Regions from separate parts of the Homo sapiens genome. Here region 2 is linked to region 1. Evidence: read pairs that join two places in POLR2A ChIA-PET (ENCODE). Cell type or tissue: PC-9. All regions are shown on one strand.

Region 1 (5,000 bases):
ACACCACTGCACTCCAGCCTGGGCAACAGAGAAAAAGAGAAAAAAAAAGAAGAAGAAAGGAAGAAAGAAGCGATGGTAACATTTAAAAGTGAATTTTAAAGGGCTCTGTGGAGATGTTTGGAAGCAATGGGAACAGTGGAGAATTGGCTTATAATAGTGGACATATCAGAAGTATGAGGATGAGGGCCCCAGGTAACAGTGGACAACTTGGGGAATTGGGACTGCTGGGGTGATTATAGAACACAGGGTCTAGACATAATGAGAAAAGTCCTAATGGTCTGTTAATGCAAGGTTCAAGCAAAGGCCAAATATTTAACTCAATAGCATTGGTATAACCCCATTTTCTGACTGCTTTCAATTGTATGGTGGACTGAGGGCAGGGAGGGTCTTATGTGGAACTGAAGCATCAGGAAAATCCTCGGGTGACTACTCCCTCCTGCAGCTCTCCTGGAAGGAAAGAACAATCCTAGCTCTGGTGCACAGAAGGTTGAAGGGAAGGGGGTAAAAAAGCAGTATATAACTCAGAACCTGAGTCACACACCTGATTAGACTTGAGACTGCCCTCCTCTTCTGGCACTCTTTAAGATGGGAAAGATAGGTACTTGTCATGGTAAAGGAGAAGCAAATAACTTTGCGACTGTCCTCCAGGAAAAGATTCCCAAACCATAAACGCATTCCTCCTTCAAACCCAGGACAATGTATGGGAGAATGAAGGGTCTGGTTGCTTCTTTGTTCACAAAGGCTAGATAAGTTGGGACGTTTTTCTTTTTGCAATGCCTGGTGCAGAGTGTGCAGTTCCACCAAGATAACACTGACAGGACAATTTCTGAGCAGCCAGGCAATAGCAGCTATAGCTGCATAAATCTGAATTTCCCAATTCATTCTCTGAAAACCACACTACAGAACAATAAAAAAGATCAAACAAAACTGCAGGAAATGCATGCCACCTGCATAACTAAAAGAGAATGTTCAAATTTCAGTATACCTGTAAGTAGGAAGTAAACATCCAGTCTCAAGTAGCTGTGTCTCAAGATCTTGCCATAAACTTTCACAGAGATACAGTTCTGAGAAACAGAGATACAGAGCAGCCTGGAGAAAGTGAATAGAAGAGAGAAGAGGAGAGCCATTGACAGGCCTGTGATTGATCTAAGAAAACCAGAAAAAAGAGAAAGTCCATCGTATGTGCTAACATACTGGAAAAGATTCCTAGGAGATAAAACCACTTGCTATATATGTTTTCTTAAAGTGCGCATGATTCATGGGAACAGTCTATGAAATGCATTGCTTCTGGAGGTACAGAAGGTAAAAAAGATAGAGAGGCACCCTTTGAATCTAAATGAAGAGGAAAATAAGTAAAAAGAAATTTTAGTGCCAAGTAAATGAGTTTCAAAGCTTTTTTGTCTTGTTTTGTTTTGCTCTGTTGCCCAAGCTGGAGTGCAATGGCACAATCTCAGCTCACTGGAACCTCCGCCTCCTGTGTTCAAGGGATTCTCCTGTCTCAACCTCCCAAGTAGCTGGGATTACAGGCATGCACCACCATGCCTGGCTAATTTTTTGTATTTTTAGTAGAGACGGGGTTTCACCATGTTGGCTAGGCTGGTCTCGAACTCCTGACCTCAAGTAATCCATCCGCCTTGGCCTCCAAAGTGCTGGGATTGCAGGTATGAGCCACTGCGCCGGGCCTCAAAGCTTTAAAAATATGCAATCTTTAGCTACATACACATGCATGTGCATGCATGTACACATGCAAAAGCCATCCATTGACAAACTGTATTTCACTGCAGAAGAGAATACCCTTGAACTTGAAATCTCATAAACCATATCAAATCTTTGAAATGAACAGATGACGTATTATTCAAGGTTTTCCAGATAAAAAGAACCAATAATTAGTATGTGCATATATATGTAGATATAGATACAGATATACAGATATAGATTAGAAATATGCATTTAATATAAAGCATTGGCTCACACAAATATGAAGGCTGAGAGGTCTTATGATCTGCTCTCTTCAAGATGGAGACCCAGGAAAGCCAGTGGTATAGCTCAAAGGCCTGAAAGCCAGAGAACTGACTACACAAATTCCAGGCTGAATGTGAAGACCTGAGAACCATGAGCCCTGAGCCAGGGCAGGTGAAGGTTGCTATGCCTGCTCAATACACAGGCAGAGACCTAGCAAACACACTGGGGAGGTCAGTCTGCTTTCTCAGTCTCCCAATTTAAATGCTAATCTCTTCCAGAAGCACTCTCACAGTCATATCCAGAAATAATACTTAACCAGATAGCTGGGCATTCCATGATCCAGTCAAGTTGACATATAAAATTAACTACCACAGGTGAAAACAGAGTAAATATATACAAAACCATTATAAGAAGAAAACAGAAAACAAGACCGTGTCAGCTGATGAAAATTCTCCTCTCCCCCCGAAAAGAATCCAAAGCAGAAGAAAACTGACATAAACTCCAAAGTGAAGTAAATATCTTCAAAGAAGCTTTTGGGAATATGAAAAAAACACCTTGAATCATAAATTTTAAAGTAAAAATGGACAAAAAATGGGAAGAAATAAAAGAGAGTGTGTTAGATCCAAGAAAGAAATATAAGAAAAAGACAAATTACTGCAGAAGTGAAGAACAAATTGCAAAGTTTCCAGAGGAAAAGAGAATTAAATAAAATCTTAATAAGGGACAGGGAAATAACCAAGATATGAAAAGAAGATACAAAACTAAAAGCTTTGAGAGAAAAGAAGTGGTTGAAATGGAAGACATTTCAGAGAGAAATAGTTGAAATGGAAGACAGGCAAAGAAGAAACAACATACAAATTATTGCAGTCCTTAAGGGATATACACAAACAACAAAGGAACAGAACTAATATTTGGGACCATAATCCAAGCATGTTTCAGGATATAAAAGAATATATAAATCTATATACCAAAAGGACTCATCAATTATGTGGGAAAATTAATCCAGAATTGTCAACTCTAAACCATACGCAAGTAAAATTATTAGATTTCAAAGATAAAGAAAAAATCCCCGAGATCTCCAAGGGAAAAAAGATCAAGAAATTACAAGGACGAGAGAATTAGACTGGCACAGGACTGCTCAAAAACAATATATTAACAAGGCAACAATGGAACAGCAGTTTAAAAAAAAAGCTCAAGGAAAAAAGTGTGAATCAAGGACTTCCAGGCAACCCATTCTTCAAGTATTAAATATCAAGCCAAGAAAAGATGAGTTTTAAACATGAAAAAATTTAGGGAATTTTTAATACATGAACCCTTCTTGAAGAATCTTTGAAAAGATGATTTCTGCTCAACCAAGTAGCGAAACTTTCTCAAAAGGACAGATGGTGATCATTTACTATATTTAATTGTAGACCTAAGACTAAACAAAGGTGGGGACAAAGCTAACAAAATATTGTTATATGTTGATATGGTTTGGCTGTGTCCCCACCCAAATCTCATCTTGAATTGTAGCTCCCATAATCCCCATGTGTCATGGGAGGGACCTGTTGGGAGGTAATTGAATCATGGGGGTGGGTTTTTTCTGTGTTGTTCTTGTGATAGTGAATAAGTCTCACGAGATCTGATGGTTTTATAAAGGGCAGCTCCCCTACACATGCTCTCTTGCCTTCCACCATGTAAGACATGCCTTTGCTCCACCTTCACCTTCTGCCATAATTGTGAGGCCTCCTTGGCCATGTGGAGCTGTGAGTCCATTAAACCTCATTTACTTTATAAATTACCCAGTCTCAGGTATGTCTTTATTGGCAGCATGAGAACGGACTAAAGCATATGTTGTATGTAGTACATTCTGACAAAGTAGAAATAACACAACTGAAAATGGGAAAAGGGAACAAGAAAAAGGAAAATAGAATAAGCCTACCAATTGTGATATAGGCAATGGATAGGGGTTAAGGGACAATATTAAAATTAAAAAGTCAGATAATCGAAGGTTAAATAAAAAAGAGGGAATGAAGTTTCTTGAAAAAGGTATAGTACAAAGATAACCAGTAGAATAAAACTGTGAGCTTTCTTAAATACAAAAAAATTTTTTAAAATTAAAATAGCAAAAAAAAGTGTCATGCAAAGAAAGAAACACAGCAAATAAAACACAGTTTTAAGATTATTATAGTATAAAATATGTATAACAAAATAAGTTGAACTGTCATATTAATGAGTATGAATGAGTTTAACTTATCTATTAAAAGCAAAAGATTTCCACTGGACATGCTCATTCCCATAATCCTAGCGCTTTGAGAGGCCGAGGCAGGCAGATCACCTGAGGTCAGGAGTTCGAGACCAGCCTGGTCAACATGGTGAACTCCGTCTCTACTAAAAATACAAAAAGTAGCCAGATATGGTGGTGGGTGCCTATAATCCCATCTACTCAGGAGGTTGAGGCAGGAGAATCACTTGAACCCAGGAGGCAGGGGTTGCAGTAAGCCGAGATCATGCCACTGCACTCCAGCCTGGGTGACAGAGAGAGAGACTCTGTTTCAAAAAAAAAAGGCAAAAGAGATTTTCAATTTTGTTCACAAAGCAAGATGCTGAAAATAAGAGACATGACTGATTCAAAATGATTCAGAAAGTCTAAAAAGGGATGGGCAAAAGTACACTAGACAAATGGAAACAACAACAAAGGAGGGGTTGTGATACTAATGTCAAGATAAAGTTTAAACCAAAATGCATTAAATGAGACAAAGGAGGGCATGTTTTCATGCCACAGTTCACAATGGATATACTACAGTTACGAATTCTGTTCACCAAATAACTCAGCAGCAACCTTTATAAGGAAAAACTACAGGACATGCAAAGAAACACTGATAGAAACACACTAACAAAAAGACTTCAAGACACTACCTTCAGTACAAAACAGACTCAGTAGCCAAAAAAGAGGAATTAATGTAGACCTAAGTCGTATAAGCAATAATATAGATCTTACAGATACACAGCCATGCATCACTTAAGGATGGGAATATGTTCTGAGAAATTCATCTTTA
Region 2 (5,000 bases), 220 kb before region 1:
ATATAAAGATCCTTTCTGTCTTGGACTTTCTTATTCCACCTTCTTATTTAAAAGCTGCTGCCTACAATGCACCACAATGTATATAATAAGTATTTTAATAAGTATTTTTTTAAGTTTCAAGTTGCATGTCATTTTGTGTCACAGGGGTGAGTCTAGACTCACATTTAGTTGTGCAATCAGGAAGACAAATGACAGTGGGAATATTTTTAAAAAACACCTATTATATCACTATCCATTCATTCACTTTTTCTGGGCCAGTCACTGTGCTAGACACCAGGACCAAAGAACACAGTCCCTGCTCAGGGAGCGCATAAGTCCCACAAAGGAGGCCAATATACAGTTACCTAGTTATTGTGATAGAGCAATGCACAGGAATCAATAGGAACATGCGGAAAGGAGCAGCGAAGAGACCCTGGAATGTAGAGGTAATATAGTCTGATCAAGAATGCTAGGGAGCCAGTCAGAAGCCCTGGCTCTAATCCCACTTTTACAATTAATTATTATGCCATCTGTTAATGGCTGAATTGTGCCATCCCAAAAAAGATCTGTTGGAGTTCTAACCCCTAGTACTTCAGAATGACCTTATTTGGAGATAGGGTCTTTAAAATGAGGTCCTTGGGGTGGGCCCTAATTCAATATAACTGATGTCCTATGAAAAGGGGGAAATTTGGACATAGAGACAGACATATGTAGAGGGAAGATGATGTGAACAGACACAGGGAGAACATGGGCATCTGTAAGCTATGAGAGACCTTTCCTTCACAGTTCTCAGAACAAACCAACCCTGCCCGTATTTTCAGCCTCCAGAACTGTGAGACAACTTTCAGCCTCCAGAACTGTAAGACAATATATTCCTATTGTTTAAGCCACTCAGTTTGTGGGTTTTTATTACAACATCCCTAGCAAACTAATATGCCATCTCAGTGTCACAAGCATATCCCAAGCTTCAGATACCACACTAGGCAAGGCCAGTCCCACATTTGGGAAAATTTGGGCAAAAGCACTCAGAGCACGACTAACCAGAAACATGCCTGCATCTGCCTGCAGCTTGTTCTTATGCTGTGACCCAGATGAATTCAAAGGTTTCTCTTTAAATACTGAATTTGAGTCTATGACAAGACCCATTAAACCTCCCCAGTGTGACATCCAGAAACAACACCAGTAGTCCTTTGCTTATAAGGTAAATAATATATACTATTGTAGATAATTTTAGAGTACAAGCTAAATTCAATAAAAATAAACTTTGTGTTAAATAACAGATCAACATGACATTACTTAAAACAAATGGTTAATAAACATGCAAGATTTTCTATCTCACTGGTAATCAGATTTGAGAAAAAAACTGCTCTTGGCAAACGGAAGATGCTAATACAGTTCACCATTGAACACTGTGAGGGTTAGAAGTGTTGACCCCCATGCAGTCAAAAATCTGAGTATAACTTTTGACTCCGAAAAACTTAACTATTAATAGCCTACTATTAACTGTAGGGCTTACTAATAACGTAAACAGTAGATTAGTTGGTTATATGTATTATATACTGTATTTTTACAATAAAGGCAGAGAAAAAATGTTATTAAAAATTATTATAAGAGAAAAAATATTTTTTATTCACTAAGTGGAAGTGGATCACCATAAAGGTCTTCATCCTTACTGTCTTCATATTGAGTTGATTGAGGAGGAGGAGGAAGAGGAGGGCTGGTCTTGCTGTCAGGGGTGACAGAGGCAGAATAGGTGGAGGAAGTGAAAGAAGAGGCAGAAGAGGCAGGCACATTAGATGTAAATGTTATTGAAAAAAATCCACATGTAAGTGGACCCGCACAGTTCAAATCCATGTTGCTCAAGGATCATCTGTACACATCAGAGAACAAATGCATGCATCCTGAATGAGTGATAGCCTGTTCACTTAGAATACACAACTGGTTCCATTTGTCTTTCTGTTGGCACAATCTGAACCTAAAATTATCTTCCTAGAATACACAGTGACATGAAACCTGTAAAACAAACAAACAAAGAAAAAACCCCTCTATTAGGTACATGTTCATTTCAGGCAACTCTTCTGAGGACAGAAGGTTTGAACATAAAAAATGCCTGAAACAATGAAAAGATAACCTAATATTTAGCTCCTGTATAGACTGAAAAAGTTCAGCCAAAGTGCATTGTTTGGGTTTCTTCTTTCCAACATGTTTTACCCTCAGGCCAGCAAGGTTATACTTTCTCTTCTCACCCCAAGTCTTCATCTTTTCTGGAAAATTTCCAAGCTGAGCCCTGGTCTCAGGTCATAACAACTTGATCTGCTGCACCAGAACACCAAGGGAGTGAGTCATCCCTTTGGATTTGCCTCGGCAGGTCTTCAACAAGTCTTTGTTTCTCTGCCTATCCATCCCTCAACTGCTTGACATTGGCCAGTGTCCATGATGGGTTTTTCTTCTAGTTTCTGTTGCCTTCCATCTTTTTACTTTTTAAAAAATTATAATGATAAAGAAGCGCACAAAGTTAAAAGGGCAGGTTTCACCCCTTTCACCATCACCCTAAGGGTCAAAGGGTTACCAGGGTCAACAGTGTGAGTATCCTTCGAGAGACAGGAATTTCCATCCTCCCCGCCCTGCCCCCTTGCTGTTTAGAGCTCATACTGTACACAGTGTTCTGACTTGCTCTTATCACTCAAAAATATATCATGGACACTCTTCCATGTCAACACATACATAGCTCCCTCATTTTTAAACAGCTATTTATTTTTCTACAGTGTAGATGTGCCCAAATAGAGAAGTAGATGAACCATTCCTCTATTTATAAACGTGGAATGTGGTCCAAATTTTTTTGGCCCTTACAAATAATATTACAATCGGCATATCTGTAAATATATTTTGGCACACTTAATATTTCTGTAGATGAGATCACTTGTAGTGGAAAAGTGTGATTAAAGGATACATGCATTTTTAATATCTATAGGTTCTGCAAATTACTTTCCAAAAATGTTTATTAATTCACACTCCAGTCAGCTAAGTATGAAAGTTCCTATTTCTTATAGATGCAAACACCTGATAGTAAAACATATTTTTGCCAATCTGACAAATAACAGATGCTATCTTGTTTTTATTTATGCTATGATCATTGATGAAGTTGGGTATGTTTTCATATGCTTATTAGCACATAGTCCTTCTTTTGAGAATTGTCTATTTTCTTTGTCCATTTTCTTACCCTTTTGCTGCTTCTCGTTTCATACTGATTTCAAGAAGTTGTCTATATTACCCATATTAACCCTTTCCTGTTGTGTATACATGTTGCATGTATTTTCTCCCCTTAGGTAACATTGTTTATGGTACCCTTCACTTGATAGAAATGTTAAATTTTTATAGTCTTCTCTGTTTAATTTTTTTCTGTTATAGCTTGTGAAATTTTTTCATGATATTTCTAATTAGTATTATAAAGCTCTTATAAGGAGCCCTTATAGCTCCTACCTACAGTACTTACTAAGAAGCAGCCTTCGATTATAAATATTATAAATATTGTAAAAGTCTCCTATATTTTCTTTTAGTCTTTTATAGTTTTTTATGTTTAGATTATTAATCCATCTGGAATTTTTTCTGGAATATGAGCTAAGACAGTGTATTAGTCATGCTTCATTCAACAGAAGGATTTTTTTTTTACTCAGATAACAATTGTGGGTGTTCAGATAACAACTGTGGGTGTTCAACAAGCAGACACAGGTATATTAAATGTTTATATTAAATGTTTTAATATCAGGTGTTTGTGAGTGTCTATAAGAAATAGTGACAGGGTGACTCAGAGACCCAGGCTCCTTCCATCCTAGCTCTACCCTCCTCTTGATAAGGGGTCAGCAAATTACAACCCATAGGCCACATGCAGCCCACTGCCTGTTTTTGTAAATAAAGTATTATTGGAACATAGCCATACTTATTTGTTTACATAGTGCCTATGGCTGCTTTCCATAAAACAGCAGAGTTGAGCAGTTTTGATAGAGACTATATGATCCACAAAGCCTAAAATATTTACTATTTGGCCCTTTATAGAAAAAGTTTCCTGACTTCTGCTTTGAAGTCTCAGGGTCCTTAGTTTCCACATGGCAGATGGGGAAGAGAGATCATGTGGGAGGCTTTCCACGGATGAGGCCTGGAAGGGGAGTACAACACTTTCGCCTACATTCCATTGGCCAGAATTCAGTCCCTGGCTTCACCTAACAATTTGGGAGGCTAGGAAATGTGAATTTATTGTGCACTGAGGAGGAAAGGGAATAATTAGCCATATTCTGCCAAGGTGTTCCCTGCAATTATCTGTTTCTTTCTTCCTTCCTATTTTTAAACAGAATAGGCTAGATTACGGTGCAGAAACAACCAACCATCAAATCTCAGTTGCTTAGAACAAAAAAGGCTTATTTCTTGATCATACTACATGTCCACTAATGCTCAGCAGGGATGGCATTGCTCATTGTTGTCATTCACTCCAGTCTGATGAAGCAGTCACCACCACGCACCTTGATGTTGCAGCACTAGGAAGAAAAGAATGCGGTGACTGATGTCCCAACTCTTAACTTCTGACTCAAAGTTATACTCATCACTTCCGGCCACCTTTCATTGGCTGAAGCAACTCGCAGGGCTATACTATACTTTAGTCAGGTGGGGAAGTACAATCTTATCATGTGCTTCAAAGGCAGCAGAGCTGGAATATTTGTGAACAGCCCTACTGGATTGCACATTAACAAACACAGAACACATATTCATCCCCTTCCTATGGGAGATAACCCAGATTCCATTCATTCACTGCACACAAAGTCCAAGATCCTAGATGGTAGATGCCCTCCCCAATAAGTTTGAATATTGCCTAGTGATCTGGAGTCTAGCAACTAAAATTCCTCTCTGTCCCCACTACTTATTCAGATATCAAAATCCTAACAGAGTCACAACTGATCATGGCCTGAAACAGGTTTCCAGAATCTGAGCTATATCCACAAATGTGAGCCCTGCTCTGAACGATCATGCCT

The links. ChIA-PET counts read pairs that join two places held together with the same protein. Peaks named below come from ENCODE experiments on the same cell type or tissue, not always from the same donor. Only the 100,000 strongest peaks of a DNase experiment are listed, where the experiment ranks them.
Region 2: POLR2A ChIA-PET joins it to region 1 with 9 read pairs; 4 of 35 experiments call an interaction of 5 or more read pairs at or near these places.

The regions. Positions count from the first base shown.
Region 1 is chr2:200,514,437-200,519,436 of GRCh38, forward strand. No RefSeq gene overlaps it. Among named protein-coding and RNA genes, the nearest start is that of KCTD18, 6.9 kb to the left of the region's middle. In PC-9, no CTCF peak of the experiment used is centred here; no DNase peak of the experiment used is centred here.
Region 2 is chr2:200,298,523-200,303,522 of GRCh38, forward strand. No RefSeq gene overlaps it. Among named protein-coding and RNA genes, the nearest start is that of SPATS2L, 5.7 kb to the right of the region's middle. RefSeq lists enhancers at 3,883-5,000, 4,625-4,674. In PC-9, no CTCF peak of the experiment used is centred here; DNase peaks (open chromatin) are centred at 2,289 and 4,549; H3K27ac peaks cover 2,972 bases.